Linked DNA regions of Mus musculus: region 2 is linked to region 1. Evidence: chromatin loops called from intact Hi-C (ENCODE). Cell type or tissue: heart. All regions are shown on one strand. Links, peaks and the distances in the headings refer to the core of each region. The heading gives the core; the rest is flanking DNA. Region 1 overlaps Scube1 (signal peptide, CUB domain, EGF-like 1). Region 2 holds the start of Gm33324 (a long non-coding RNA gene).

The links. Hi-C counts contacts between places; a loop is a spot of excess contacts. Peaks named below come from ENCODE experiments on the same cell type or tissue, not always from the same donor. Only the 100,000 strongest peaks of a DNase experiment are listed, where the experiment ranks them.
Region 2: a loop joins it to region 1, with 7 times the contacts of the local background. A loop is called at or near these places in 18 of 42 quality-filtered maps.

What each region holds. Positions count from the first base shown.
Region 1 is chr15:83,631,265-83,638,582 of GRCm38, forward strand. Scube1 (signal peptide, CUB domain, EGF-like 1) reads right to left here. Exons shown (of 22, transcript NM_022723.3): 8 at 3,407-3,529. Among named protein-coding and RNA genes, the nearest start is that of Ttll12, 40 kb to the left of the region's middle. In heart, for the core only: a CTCF peak has its summit at 3,004 (motif pointing right); no DNase peak of the experiment used is centred there.
Region 2 is chr15:83,753,038-83,760,355 of GRCm38, forward strand. Gm33324 (a long non-coding RNA gene) reads right to left here and starts at 3,981. Exons shown (of 3, transcript XR_384284.3): 1 at 3,358-3,981; 2 at 2,553-2,680; 3 at 1-404. In heart, for the core only: a CTCF peak has its summit at 3,929; no DNase peak of the experiment used is centred there.

The sequences.
Region 1 (7,318 bases), core at 1,681-4,180:
GTGGTGACCTCGGGGCAAGGCCCCTCCCAGCTAAGCTTCCAAGTTGTAAAAAGGACAGCCTAAGCTGGGGAAGGAACCATCAACCCGGAGAGTTGATTCAAATGTTATTGAACAGGGGGCCAAGTTCCCCAGCCCCCCAAAGCAGAACTTGGCAACATCGGCTGAACATTGGTTCAGGCTTTAGAGTTGAGAATACAAGAAAGGGATTGTAGAATCGCTGCGCCGTGCCCCCACTCCCACCTCCATGGGTGGAACTGTAAGGAAGCTGCTGAGGCCAGGCAGGCATGTGTTAGGGTTGTCCCTGCTTGGAGGCTCAGAGAGGCTATTGTATGGAGCTGTGAAGAGGAAACCTGGATTTCAATGGAGACCCGAAAATGTTGGAGATACCAAAGCATGGGAATACCTGCCAAGGAGAGCTGCTAACAGGGAGTAGAACCAGCCAGCGGGAGGCAGAGACAACGGCATTAAGAGATACACTGAGAGACAGAGTCACAGAGAGACAGAGACACACAGAGGTGTGTTTCAGTCAACAGAGCTAAAAGAAGTTAAGAGATCTGACATCAGACATGGCGACACAGAGTTTGGTGACTGCCTGCTGCTTTTTTGCTTTTGCTTTGGTCCAGTTCTTCCTCACTAGGGTCCCCTTTGTTTCTCTGGTAATGTCTAGTGAAAGTATGTGATCTGTTTGTTTTTTTTAATTTTGATTTTATAGGTTACACTTAAGAGCTTGCCTTGAGTCTCAGAAACAGCTTTGGATTTTTAAGCAGTCTTGAGACTGTGAAAGACTATGGAGACTTTTGAAGTTGAACTAAATGCATTTTTCTTTTCTTTCCTTTCCTTTCCTTTCCTTTCCTTTCCTTTCCTTTCCTTTCCTTTCCTTTCCTTTCCTTTCCTTTCCTTTCCTTTCCTTTCCTTTCCTTTTCTTTCCTTCCTTCCTTCCTTCCTTCCCTCCTCCTCCTCCTCCTCCTCCTCCTCCTCCTTCTTCTTCTTCTTCTTCTTTTTTTTGACAAAATAGGGTTTCAATATGTAGCCCTGACTTTCCTGGAACTCACTCTGTAGACCAAGCTGGACTCAAACTCACAGAGATCCACCTGCCTCTGCCTCTTCCTGAGTGCTGGGATTAAAGCAATGATCCATCACTGCCTGGTACATTTTTTCTTATGACATGGCTACAAGCCTTTGGGGGCCTGGGAGTAGAATGTGGTGGTTTGAATAAGAGTGCCCCCCCCCCCAGGCTCAGATACTTGAATACTTAGTCACTAGGGAACAGAACTGTTAGAAAAGATTATAAGGAATAGGAGGTGTGGCCTTGGTGGAGGAAGTGTGTCTCTGTGGATGAGCTTTGAGGTTTCAAAAACCTACATCAGGGCCAGTCTAACTGTCTACAGATCAGGAGGTGGGTCTCAGCTACTCCTCTGCCACCATGCTCCTCTCCTCGATGATAATGGGCTGACTGACCCTCTGCAACTATGAGCCAGCCCCCAGTTAAATGATTTCTCTTATAAGAGTTGTCTTGGTCATGGCGTCTCTTCATTGTAACAGGACAGTGACTCATGTATAATAGTTATTTCTCTTAGAGTTTGTGCCTAGGATAGACTTGTTTCCTATAAGCATTGGATCCATTTCTCCTGAGAAGCTTGTGAAATAGACACTGACCTGACCCTCCACAGGCACAGCAGTTAAGAGTTTGTTCTTTGAACACATTGGCTCTAGCTCTAGTGGTGTCATACCTCTATGTATGTGCTCATAAGACACTAATGCAAGGAAGATGCTGTGCCATGGGTGCTCAAGTGAGGGTGTGAGGTCTCCCTGGGGTCTGGGAGGACCTCCTGGGTCACGGATAGGTCCTGCTTGGAATGGAGGAGGATGCCCCAGGCAAAGGCAGGGAGGCCAGGAGGCTGTATGAAGGTCAAAGGGCACTGGGATAGTACGAGGGTCCCTAAGGAGCTTGGACCTGAGGAGTCTTCAGATAGATGAGTTGGAAAAAGGTGGAGACACAAATGGGGCTGGGTAGGGAGGATGCTAGCAAGGCTGTGATACAGAGCCTCAGTGCGCCTACTACCTTGCCTGCTCCCTCAGGGGCAGTTGAGGATTCAAAGTCAAAGGATCTTTGGCCAGCAGCCCTCAACCTTCCTGATGCTGTTATTTCTTAATATAGTCCCTCATTTTGTGTGACCCCCAATCATAAAATTATTTCATTGCTACTTCATAACTATAATTTTGCTATGTTATAAGCTATAATGTACAACATCTGATATGCAGGATATCTGAGATACATACAATCCCTGTGGAAGGGTCCTTTGACTCTCAAAGGGCTTGTGGCTCACAGGTTGAGAATTGATGCTCTTGGCCCTTTGCAGAGCTCGGTAAACTAACAGGGAGACAAAACCAGAGTGTGGAGGAGCTCTCAGGGCTGGCCAGCTGCCGGGAGCCTGACCAGCCTGCATCCAGAGGAGAGGGGCCAGGATGCTTTCCAGGGGAACGAGGCTTGGATGAGGGGAGGCTGTGGTTGGAGCCCTGCCCCAGTGAGTCGGAGGTCACATTGACCTTGGTAACTGACCTCCTCTTACCAGGACCTGGGACTTGAGGGCCTCGCTGTTCAAACGCAGAGGCTGCCAGTCTAATAACTTAAGGGTTGCCTACTCTGAAACTACTGGGGCCTCCTGGGAACAAAACAGCCAGACCCTGATAGGAGAGTCAGAGTTAGAACTGAGGCCCTGATGTGTTTCATGTTTTCTCCTGAGGTTAGTCCTCCAGGGAACCTGGTTCCTCCCCAATGGCCCTGTTCAGCCCCACTGAGGTCTCGTGTACCCCAAACTCCCACTCCTAAGGGTGCAACTTCCTGCTTCTCTTGGGAAATGATTTGTCCAGCATGTCACCAGTGGCTTTCCCAGGAATCTCCCTGATCACCCTCCTCCTGGGATCCCTGCATCCTAGGGGCCACTAGGTTTGAGTTATCCAAACCACTGTTGGAAAGTGTCTGTGATGTGCCATGTCTTCCACCAGAAGGCAGTATTGTGCCTTCAGAGCCGGCACAGGGAAGGTGTAAATAGGAAGGGAGGGCCAGTGGGCCTTAGTTTCCCATAAATATGCATTTTAGATAATGTCTCATTGTGTAGACTCAATCTTACAATTATGTTCCAGCTGGAATTGGGGCAAGCACCACCATTCATTTCCAGATCTTTTCTTATCCATAAAGGGGACAGGAGGCAGGGGTTGGATTGTGTGGCTATAAGTCATGAAAGACAGGTCAACAAGCACAGGCACCAAGTTCTAGAGAATTCTGCATCTTGAGCTACCCACTTTGAGCGCTTTGCTCTCCAGGAGTCTGTAAGAATCTGGAAGAAAGGGTCATTGACCATGGCCAGTGACTGTGAGTGGTTCCTGGGGTCTGGTGGGCGCTTACCTTGGCATGTCCGCTCGTCCGTCAGTAGCTTGTGGCCCTTTTGGCAGCCGCATTCAAAGCTGCCCACGGTGTTTCGGCAGAAGTGGTCGCAGCCTCCGTTATTCATCAAGCACTCGTTGATGTCTGAAGAGGTTGGAGAGGGGAATAGGCTCAGGTACCATGGAGGGGATGGCCTGGGGAAATGGGGGTGCCACCCTGCCTTATTGACCTTGATCCACCTGCTGATCACTGCCTAGGCTAGCCTCAGCTCCCCAGTTGAGCACAGATAGGAAGAATCTGAGTGAATAGCTAAATCCTGGCTCTCCAAGGTCTCAGACTTCCCCTGTGATTGGTAAGCCTGTATCTTGTTTTAGGGGAATCAACAGGGACAGTGATGTCCCCCCCCCCAATTCCGACATGACCCTTTACCCAAACACCTAGGGAGGAGTTCTGGAACGAGTGGGGCTGCCACAGGTGACATGGGCAAACTGTGCTTTCCCCCTCCTCTCCCGGATGAGGATAGAAAGGGTCCCTATAACACAAGACAGATGCCATGAGGATGATAGGAAGTCACATCTCCAAAGTGCTGGGGCTGGGAATATCAGTGCCATGGAGAAGCAGGTGTCACTGCTGGCTGCCTGCTGAGGAGAGGCTGTGTGCAGGAGGAAGTGAGGGGGTGAGCCTTCCCAGTGAGTGAGTGAGTGAGGGCTGGGCCCACCCCACACCCCCTCTTTGCCTGAGTTCTTCTTTCAGCAGGCAGTGAGTAGCGTCTGTACTCCACAGATCACTGACCACACCCATTTTGATGCCCCTCCTGCTGTGGCCCTCAGGAGCAAGCCTGTCAGGTGGCCTCAGTTTACAGTTTCCCACTGACAGGGAGCCTTCTCCTTCAGAGAGTTGGGCTTCTAGCTAACACTCCACCTCTGTGAACCTCTCTGTTCATGTCCTGATCACTTGAGCCCGGATGCTGCCTATGGTTGGACTCTTGTCACGCTCCCCCCTGCCCCCATCCCTCACCCTCCAGACCTAGGAGCCTCACTAACATCCCGTCTGTTCCTGAGCCTGTCAGCAAAGCTCGAAGCTGGCTTACATCGGTTGAGAGAAAGCTGCTTTTCTCTCTAGCACAGAATCTAGTGGGGGTGGGGTGTTGTTGTTGTTGTTGGTCTCACATGGACCTCAGCCTTCATTTCTTTTTCTTTTTTTAAAAATATTATCTATTTATTATTTATACAAGTACACCATAGCTATCTTCAGACACACACCAGAAGAGGGCATCAGATCCCATTACAGATGGTTGTGAGCCACCATGTGGTTGCTGGGAATAGAACTCAGGACCTTCAGAAGAGCAGTCAGCTCTCCTAACCGCTGATCCATCTCTCCAGCCCCTCAGCCTTCATTTCTGTTTCTCTCATCTCTTCCCTTTACCCTGCGCCCTCTCTCCCACACAGGCAACCTGTACCACCTTCTACAGTGTATCTGCCAAGTGTGCTGAGGCCTTTGGTTTCCCAGAATAAGAACCACCATTCCTGCCCCCCCCCCCCCCAGGGAGGGGCGGGGATTCCCCAAGCTCTTCCCTCTGCAACTGTCTACTTCTCCCTGCTGACCTTCATGACTCTGCCCACCCAGTCCTAGAGAGGCCACTCAGTTGTCATGGACTCTGTTCTCAGGGACACAGAGACCCTGAGGTAGGCTTTCAGGGCCCTGGGACTTCCTAAGAATGTTCCTCAAGTGAAGAGTTGAAAGAAGATGTCAATACCAAGGCAAGGATCCCAGACAGTAGTGGGCACAGAGGCCTTGGGCCCAGGTGTGTGTATATAGGGTACTCTGATTGGGGGGAGCCACAAGAACACACAGGTCACAACCTCCTCTTCCCTTCTGTGCCAAGGGCTACGTTGGGCTGGCTTGCAAGACAGGTGAGGATATAGTCTTCCCACTTTGATGAAAGTCCTGGCAGGTGGCCTGTTTGGCCCAGGGCATGGGGGAGGGGGAGAGGGAACTGAGGGTGGAGAAGGAGGCTGGTGGGTGGGGGCTCTCCCAGGCTGTTCTGGGAGATGGTGGGAGGAGGGGCTGCCATATCAGAAGCACTCTAGGCTCCAGTCAAGAGGACGCTCTTTGTCAAGAGCGTCCTCTTTGGGGAAGGGTCAGTTAGCAAGATTCTCATCAGCACTGTACCAAACAGGGAGCCCAGGGCTAGTTGGCCCAGAGCAGAGCTAGGTCTGGAGTAAACTCCCCAGTCCCTTGGCCTCTTGCTTGGGCAAATGCTCCGGCTTCCCACCCTGCCTCCACCTGCTCTGATGAAGTAGTTGGCCTAGGGCTTTCCCAGCTGTCACCGCCCCCTGCAGCCACCTGTTTACCCGATGATGAATCCCAGGCTCTCGGGGAAACGCTGAACTTTTGAAGTCATCCCTTTGATATTGTCCCCTGGACCTTTGCCAAGATCAGAGTGTACACCTGACTGGTGAGCTAGAACCCCTGGGCAGGTCCTCAGGTGCACTAGGAAGCCCCTGTTGGCTTGTGTGGTCCGAGTCCCTAAGCCCTGCTGGAACATCTTTAGCTTCTGTCTGGAACTCTACAACAGCACCCCTGAGGACTGTGGTTGCTCCCTGGCTTCTTGGACTTGGAGATGTCACAGTGGCCACGTCAGGCACTTACACATGAGTCCCTCCCTCTTCCATTTTAGTAGTTCCCACAGAGGAATCTCATCTCTGCTTTCTCCCCTGCCATGGTCACCTGGCCCAAAAGATGCCACCTGAAGTCTCGTTGCTCTTTAAGATGCTACCCAGGGGCCAGGCAGTGCGAACGACAACCTGGGCCTGCGCCTGCCCTACCTACCCTTGACTAGGGCCTGGGTAGCAGTCACTGGAAATGCTGCCCACCCTCATTCTGGTGAAGGCCACTGCCTCCCACCAGATCATAAGGGCTTCATCATGCCTGGGCAAGATGCTGGTCCATCTTTACCTCAGAGACTGACTGAAGTCGTTCATCTCTGTGGTGCTCTTCCCAGCACCTGAAGCCCGTTAGGAGTCAGAGCGCCTGTTACATGAAAAGGCCCCATCCTATGAGGGCAAATGACTGGTCTTCCTGGAGGAGGTTTGGCCAAAGGGCTAGGCAGGGCCAGTCTGGTTAAAGGGTTCAACCATTTGAAGCAGAGTCCTGGGAAACCCAAGAGTCACTGGGATGGAGCCTAAGGCTATTACTGTCCCTTTCACACCTATTGCCCTTAAAATGGAGTGCAGATCAGAACACGGTTTGGGCTACTGGCACAGGGTGGGGCAGTGTCTCCTCTCATCTGTCCCCTCTCAGAGCACATATGGCTCAGACCCTTCCTAGCTAGATAAGTTGGCTTCCAGATATGAGCAGCTGGCCTCTATATCTCCACTTCTGACCACCCTGGTCACAGGAATGAAGCACTGCACAGCCCTCTCGTCGAGCGAGGGTCAGCCTATGTCTCAGAGGGTGCAGCAAGGCCCGAATCTACCCTCTTCTAGCCTGGGGTCCTATATGGCGGCTGGCTTTCTGTGACATGGGTGTGCTGTGGGGAAGAATGGGAAGTTTCGCCCTGTGTTCTCTCTCGCATAGCTGCAGGGCATCTTACCTTCTACCTCAGTCATCTGTATCCTCACCTCTAGATCCCCCAGTTTCTATGCCAAAGTCCTTCCTCCTTTAGTTGAGAACCTCTCGTACATTTGTGACACACAATGATTCATGTCGTGTGCCAGGCTGTCCCCGCCAGCTCTGAAGGGCACGCAATGAAAGGTCAAGGGTTGGCCACACACCATAATCCCAGTCCTAGAGCTGAATCAGGCCTGGGATGTTCTGTGGTTCTTATTCTATGGAATTGGGACCTTCCTGACCAAAACCCAGGACGCCACAGGTGTGCCACAGTACCCTGCAGGGGCCTCTCCCTCTTCCTGGCATCGCTGACAGCCACTC
Region 2 (7,318 bases), core at 2,985-5,484, 120 kb after region 1:
TCCAGAACTGGAATTATAAGCGTGTGTCACCACGGCCAGCTTTATACATAGACACTTCATCAGCTGAGTCCTCTTCCCAGTTCCTGGCTACAAAAGCTTTATTAGAGACCACTCCTGGGTCAGATGCAATGGAGGTCTGGGTTTACAAAGCCTTAGCCAGGCCCTAGGGAACACTAGCAATGGAGGGCTCCTTAGGGGTGCTTGGATTGTTGCAAAGCCAGGGTTTTGTGAACTGCATTGAACCACAGTCTCATGTAGGTGTCCATTTAATGAAGCCTGATCTTGGTTGGGGAATCACCAAAGACAGTTGATGGTGAGGCTGTCTCCCAACAGCCAAGGAGGAAGGAAGGCCGTCAGGACAGAAGAGGAAGTGGGTTGCTCATATAGCATCCATCACAGTGTATCTATTTTGAACAGGATTCAAACTCACAGATTTCTACTCCAGAGTGAAGAGACATGGTCATCCTGCCTCAGTTTACCAGTTGCTACAAGCCCGATGATAAGACAGACACAGAGCATAAGGCTCTTTCAAGTTCACATAGATTTCAAAGAGTCTACCTTATTAACTCAGTGAATTTAGCAAGAATTTTAAAAATGGTGTATTATGGTTAAATTGTGCCCACTTGATACATTCAAGGTTGACTTAAAATCATAAGGCTAACGAGTGTAATTAATCACATCAATGGTTTAAGAAAACAAAAGTCCAACCAGTGGAAAATTATTCCATGGGATTTTCCAGTCAGCCTGGTTAGGGATAGAGTTGTTTTTCCCAGCCCTTGTTAGGCTGAGGCCAAGGATGACCAGCCAGAGAGGCCAGTACGGGCTACGTACTGAGAGCTTGCTTCAGAAGATAGCAAGAAGGCTTGAGGGATGACTCAAAGGTTAAGAGTGCCTGTGGCTTATGCAGAGGACTCAAGTTCGGATCCCAGCACTGGTGTTGGGCAGATCACAAATGCTTATAAGTCTAGCTTCAGAGCATCTGATTCATTCTCTCTCTTCTCTCTCTCTCTCTCTCTCTCTCTCCAGAACCCCAGCAAGATGAAACAACAAAAATTTGACATACCTTCATTATAAAAATGATTTCTTTAACTATTGAAACAAATGTCTTAACTTGATAACAATATGGGGAAACATTGTTAGATGTAAATGCCACCAAACAGTCCAGTCCAGTATCGGAAGTGTTACATTAGAAAAAAGAAGCCTCCTGATTAAATTAGTTCTAGGAAATTCTTTTCAGTCCTGTGGTTTGGTCCTGGTTAGCATAGTAATATGGGAAAAATAAACCAACTGCCCCACGTTCTAATTAATGCTATTAGCAGATGCTATGACTGTGTAAACACAAATTACAAAATAATCAAATTATAAATCACTAGGAGAATCTGGTAAATTTGTTTCATATAAAAATGCAAAAAGCAGTTTTGTTCTTAAAGGTTTACTTTTCTTGCTTTTAAGTATATGTACGGGTGCATCGAAGCATATGCATGCACATGAATGCAGGTGCTCTTGGAGGCCAGAAGAGGGCACCAAATTCCCATGAGCTGGAGGTTGAACCTCCTGAAGTGGGTGCTGGGAACCAAATTCAGATCCTCTGCAAGGGAGACAAAGGATCTTAACTGCTGCGCCATCTCTCCAGCCTCCAATTTCACGTTCATACACCACCACCAGTTAGAAACTGTAATTTAACAGCATGTGCCAGATATACTGGGAGTTCTGGAGATGGACAGCACTGAAGGATGTACCACAATGAATACCACTTACGGCTGGGGCACAGAGTACTTGAAAATGGGCCAGATGGTGAATTTTATATTAAGTATGTTTTACTAAAGAAACAAACAAAACAAGATGAAACCAGAGTTAGTCTTTCAAGGGACACAAAGAAATATGTGAAACTCAGGGCAGAGTCGGACATGGTGGCAGGCACACTAGTTATCTTTGTACTCTGTAGTGCTGAGACAGGAGGATTGCTGTGAATGTGAGGCCAGTGTGAATGACATAATGGGATTAGACTGACCAGATATGCACAGTGACAGGAGATACTCAGGGCATGGAGGTGCTGGGTTTTTTTTGCTGGATTTAGTGGGTGAGTGCGTCCTGTGGGGGAGGGGGGAGGACCTCACTATGGGTGGAGATGTCTCCATTTTTTAGCAGGAGTTTTATAGATAACCTTCTCACATCCAATGCAATCACAGTTTTAAACATTGAAAGATGGTAAACAAATATGCAGGACCAGCTTCGTGGCTTACAGGATAAAAATTGTAATGGAAGGAGTTAGGGAGAGTCCATGGTGGGGCTGGGCTCAGAAGCCAGTGGGAGGGACCAAACTGGACCAAACTGGTCAATACCAGCAGTCATGAGCCACACAAAGAACCCAGAGGTTTCTTGTTTGTTTGTTTTTTTGTTTTTTTGTTTTTAATCTGGATGGACTCTTGCTCCCGCCAAAGATGGCAGAGATGATGTTATTCTAGAAGGTTCCTTGGTAGAGTGGAGGGGGTCATGTCAGTCTCTGTGTGGCTGTGGAGTTGGGGGCTTGGGGTGGGGGGACTGAATCCTACCTTCAGGAAGAGTGGTCTGAAGATGGTTTGTCCCCTCTGGAACTCAGGCTGGTTCCATAGCTAAGAAGAACGGAAACCTTTCTCTTGTGACTGGGTCAGTTCCCGCAGCAGTGAGTGAACTCTTGGGCCTGGAGGAGTTACCCCAACAGCAGGTTGTTAAAGGTGAGACTGGTTGTAGTCTCTCTCTCTCAGTCTCTCTCTCTCTCTCTCTCTCTCTGTGTGTATGTGTGTGTGTGTGTGTGTGTGTGTGTGTGTTGGAGTGCATGTGAGTGTGGGCAACCATGTACATACATGCAGAGCCCAGAGTGCATGTGTATGTAGAACCCAGAGTAAGGAGCTATGTGTTCCCATCCCTCCCTCCTCCTATTGCCTTGAGATAGGGTCTCTCAGGGAACAGGAGGCTCATGGGGTTTTGGTTAGATTAGCTGGCCAAATCTAGCCTGGGGATCTGCCTGTCTCTGTCCCCAAGTCTCTGTCCCCTACTGGCCTGTGCAGCCAGGGCCAGCTTTTATGTGGGTGCTGGGGACTCAAATCAGGTCCTCAAGTGCTCTAACCACTGAACCTTCTCCCCACCCTCACATTATGCTTCCTCCTCTCACAGTGAATGCTCTTCCAATGTCTCCCTGGTAACATTGCAGCCCAAGGCTCTCTCCCGATGTGACTGCTTGCTCTCAAACTTCCCAAACTTTAGAATCCCGGGCATCAAGAAACTTCTTTTCTTTACAAATTACCAAGCCTCAGGGGTTCTGCTATAGCCATAGAAAACAGAGAAGACAGTAAGGGTTTAGAGGAAACAATATCCAACCTCGGACGGATGCCGGAAGAGCCAGTCTGTGAATTGGCGGGATATAGGCATGGGTTTGTCCTCAAGATCTCTCTTACAGCTGCATCTGTCCCCAGCTCTCTGCAGGACCTGGGAAGTCCAGACAGCACTGCTCATCAGACAAAAACTTGGGAGTTAGCTCAAGGCTTGCATTTGGGCAGGAGGCAGCATAGGGCCTACCTAGGCTATGGGAATCAGGTATGGGGTGAGCAGCGGCGGTGGAAGGATGGGGCAACGAGGGTGGGTAGCGGGGGTGGGGGTGGCACCAGGGGTGGCGGCAGCAAGGGTGGGTGCAGTTGGAGGAGCAGTATAGAGGTGGTAATGACTGTAAACTTTGTGGAGGACAGTGACCATATCCTTTCCTGTTGGAGACTGGAGAGGCCACCCAAGCTAGATGAAAAGTCTTGTATCTTCCTTGCTGTTGGTTCTCCAGACCCCGACCCCGACCCCCATCGTTTTTTTGCTATGATTGTGAACACTCAGGATAGGGTTTCGGACTTCCTATCCTGTGTAGTCAGGTGCCCCCAGTGGCCGATCGATGGTATTGCACAGTGCACTCCCCGCTGTGCAGAATTGCTGGCCTTCCCCTTAAAATGGATTTTTCTCCTCAGGCAGAAAATTGTCTCTGGACCTTTTCTTCTTCTGCTAGGTGGACAGCTCTGACCAGCTTTCTTCCCTTCGCTCTTGCTGGAGTCGATACATATTTCCTTCCACTGTAGAGGGTGTGTTTGTAGCCTCCAATTGGCCAGTGGCTGGTAGTGGCCCAGGGTCAGGAACACCACCAGGCATGGAAAAGTGTGTTCTAGTCCAGAACTCTTTAGAAGATGGAGAGAAGGACTGTCTCTCCTGCACCAAGCAGGGACAATTCACCCCAGCCCTTGGAGCTTTCTCTCTACCACCAAGGACCTAATGATGGCTTCCTGCTGCCAGAAGAGGGAGTGGTTCAACAGCCCGTTCCATGGGCCTCCCTAACACTGTCCCTATAGACTGTCCATCCAGAACATGGGCTGCCGTAGTGGGGACATGTGTCCCAGGTCTGCAAGACTAATCTACTGAGACCTATCTGAGAACACCTTCACATGACTTCATCTTGGAGTGACCTGAGACCAGGGATTCAGCTAGTCTCTGGTGTCTTCCGGTCCTGTAGCCTTAGAAGGCTGTGTTTATCCAGTTGCCTGGGGTTGGAGTGTAGAACTTCTCAGGCATCAGCCCGTTGGAGTGCAGGAGGGAACTGTGTATGTGTGCTATACTCATGTGCAGGACCTAGGGTAGATTTACACACACAACGAGCCTCCATTCATGAGATGCACTTTGGACCACAGGCCCATCCTGAGGGTGTCCAGCACCCTGCAGCCAGTGGCCCAGATAGATGGAAAAGTTTGCCTCCCTGTCTTACCTCTTACTGGTGAGTGCCTCTACCCTGCTGTTGCTGCTGCTGCCACAGTCAGACGTCTACAGTTCCAGTGCAAACTGAGGACCAGTGTGACTGACTCTCTAGAGATCCTCCAGACTTTTGGGGTAAGACTGGACCTGCTGAGACACATCCATGGGCTGAGCAGCTACCTGGTTCTCTGCCTCTTCAATGTGTGGACAGTCATTGCTGACTTACCCAGTGTGCTTCGGGTAAGCTAATCTAAAGAACCCCCCTTTTGCCCAGCAGTGGTGGCGCACGCCTTTAATCCCAGCACTCGGGAGGCAGAGGCAGGCAGATTTCTGAGTTCGAGGCCAGCCTGGTCTACAAAGTGAGTTCCAGGACAGCCAGGGCTATACAGAGAAACCCTGTCTCGAGGAAAAAAGAAAAAAGAAAAATGTCCATTCATTCTACTGGTTCTGTTCCTCTAGAGAGCCCTCACTAATACGCCCTCCACAACCAAACCTTTGACCATCTCTCCTTCCAAACCTGTAAATCTGCCCTAGGCCCTGCAGCGAGTGCATAAGCATACACACGTGCGCATGCGTGTATGTGCGCTCATGTGCGTGTTTGCCCGCGCGTGCACACACACACATACAGTTGTGTGCACACAAACACACATGCACACACACACTATCTCAAACTTCACTATCCCAGCTACACCTATTTCTACCGAGGAAGAACAACAAAAGCAAAGGAAGAAACAGCCTGCGGTCATGGTGCCCGAGGCTGAGGCTGAGGGATGCCTCTTTGGACCACAGGCTCATCCCGATGGTGGCTAGGCAGGCCAGGCTTTCCAGGTCTGGTTCTCTGGAGCTGACTCCACTTCTGATGGCCCCTGATTCTCTCTCCAGTCCAAGCCCACAGAGCCTGTTTCTGAGTCGGCAGAGGCCAGAGGACTAAAGGGAGGAGACAGCCAAGCAAGGAACAGTTTTAAAAAACCTTGTGTTGGCCAAACAGGCATGAGGTTGTCAGTTTTCAAGCCCCTGCTCAGTGATGTACATTTTTACAAGGAAACCAAGACCCAGAGATGGGCAGGGATTCACTCCCCGCATGCGTCAAGACAGACCCGGCCTCTATTGATCCTTCAAACCACCTCACCCTTCTTTTTTCAGTGTTTGCACCAAGGCAGGCTGCCCCTCTCTGTCTCCATGCTGTGGGATTTCCCCATCTCAGGCTGCACACGGTTTAAAGGGGGGGGGGGGGAGAAAGCGAAAACGGAAAAAACAAAAACAAAAACAAAAAACAAACAGAAAACAAAAAACAAAAAACAAAAAAAAAAACCCTGCCAGACTATAAATGAATGGGGTGCTACTGCCCCCCTATGGCCACACTGAGGAAGTGCTGGCTAAGTTTTTTTGTTTTGTTTCTGTTTTTGTTTTTTAAAAAAGCAATAAATTGTTTAGCAGGCCAGGCTGGACTGTTCTGATGAGCCAAACTGACCTTGTGTGGAGACTCGCACAATGCCCCAGTGATATATGACACTGAGAGTGTCATTTCTTCCCTGAGCCTCAGTTTCTCCAGTCAAAAGCAGTTGTGTGTGTGTGTGTGTGTGTGTGTGTGTGTGTGTGTGTGTGTGAGGGAATAGATTTCAGGGAATAGATTTCAGCAGTTTTGGCAAGGGTAGGACCAGGGCAGAACAAGGAAGCAGAGATGGGTGTGGCTAGGCCACCTCTCTCATTATTTTTTGAAGTTGTGAATTCAGAGCCAGGCTCTGGGATGTCCCAGTGGTTTTAACACTTGGGCCTCAGTTTCCCCATAGGTGAACAGCACATATCATGTGGCTGTGGTTCACATATGAGAAATGATTAGGCCAATCCATGGGAAGCCTGGCACATAGTAAGCATAGTAGTGCTGTGACCATCAAGGTGTGATAGTGTTAGTGTGTCCTGGCCTCACCCTATACCGGGAATCTGGCCCAAGCCATCCTGCCCCATGGCTTCCATTGGAGATGACTGGGTGCTAACAATGTCCTAGGTGCTCTACCCTCTGCTGCACTCTGGTCCCGACACCGTCCTTGACACCTTTTTGTGACAAAGAATTGGGGATGAGCTAAGAACCCTGCCCCCTGCTCTGTGCTAGGTAGGAATCAGGGATGCAGACCATTGAGGGCATGCACTGGGGTCTCTGTGTCTCCACTCTGGTGGAAGGAGGTGGCCGGGAAGGGTTAAATGATACTTCAGATAAGCCTTTCCACTCTCCAGGGTGACCTCTGCAGGAGGGGAAACTGAGGCAGGGAGGAGGTGATTATTCCTAGGTGTCCCCGGAGTGTCATGCTTTCACGATAGGGCTCCTTCCTCATGAAGTCTCTGGGTTTGCTTGTCAGAAAGGGATAAGGAGAGAGATGAGGAATGTGGTCCTGGGGGAAAGTATTTGGAGACCCAATGTTCTCTTCACTGTCCCCTAGTGCATCTCTGGGAGGGAGCTTGGTCCAATCCTGGCACTAGTTATGACTGGCTGAAACCGAAAAAAGTTGTTCCCTGGGGTCTTGTTAAACTCACTTTTTCCCCCTCCCTGAGGCAGCGGTGGTAG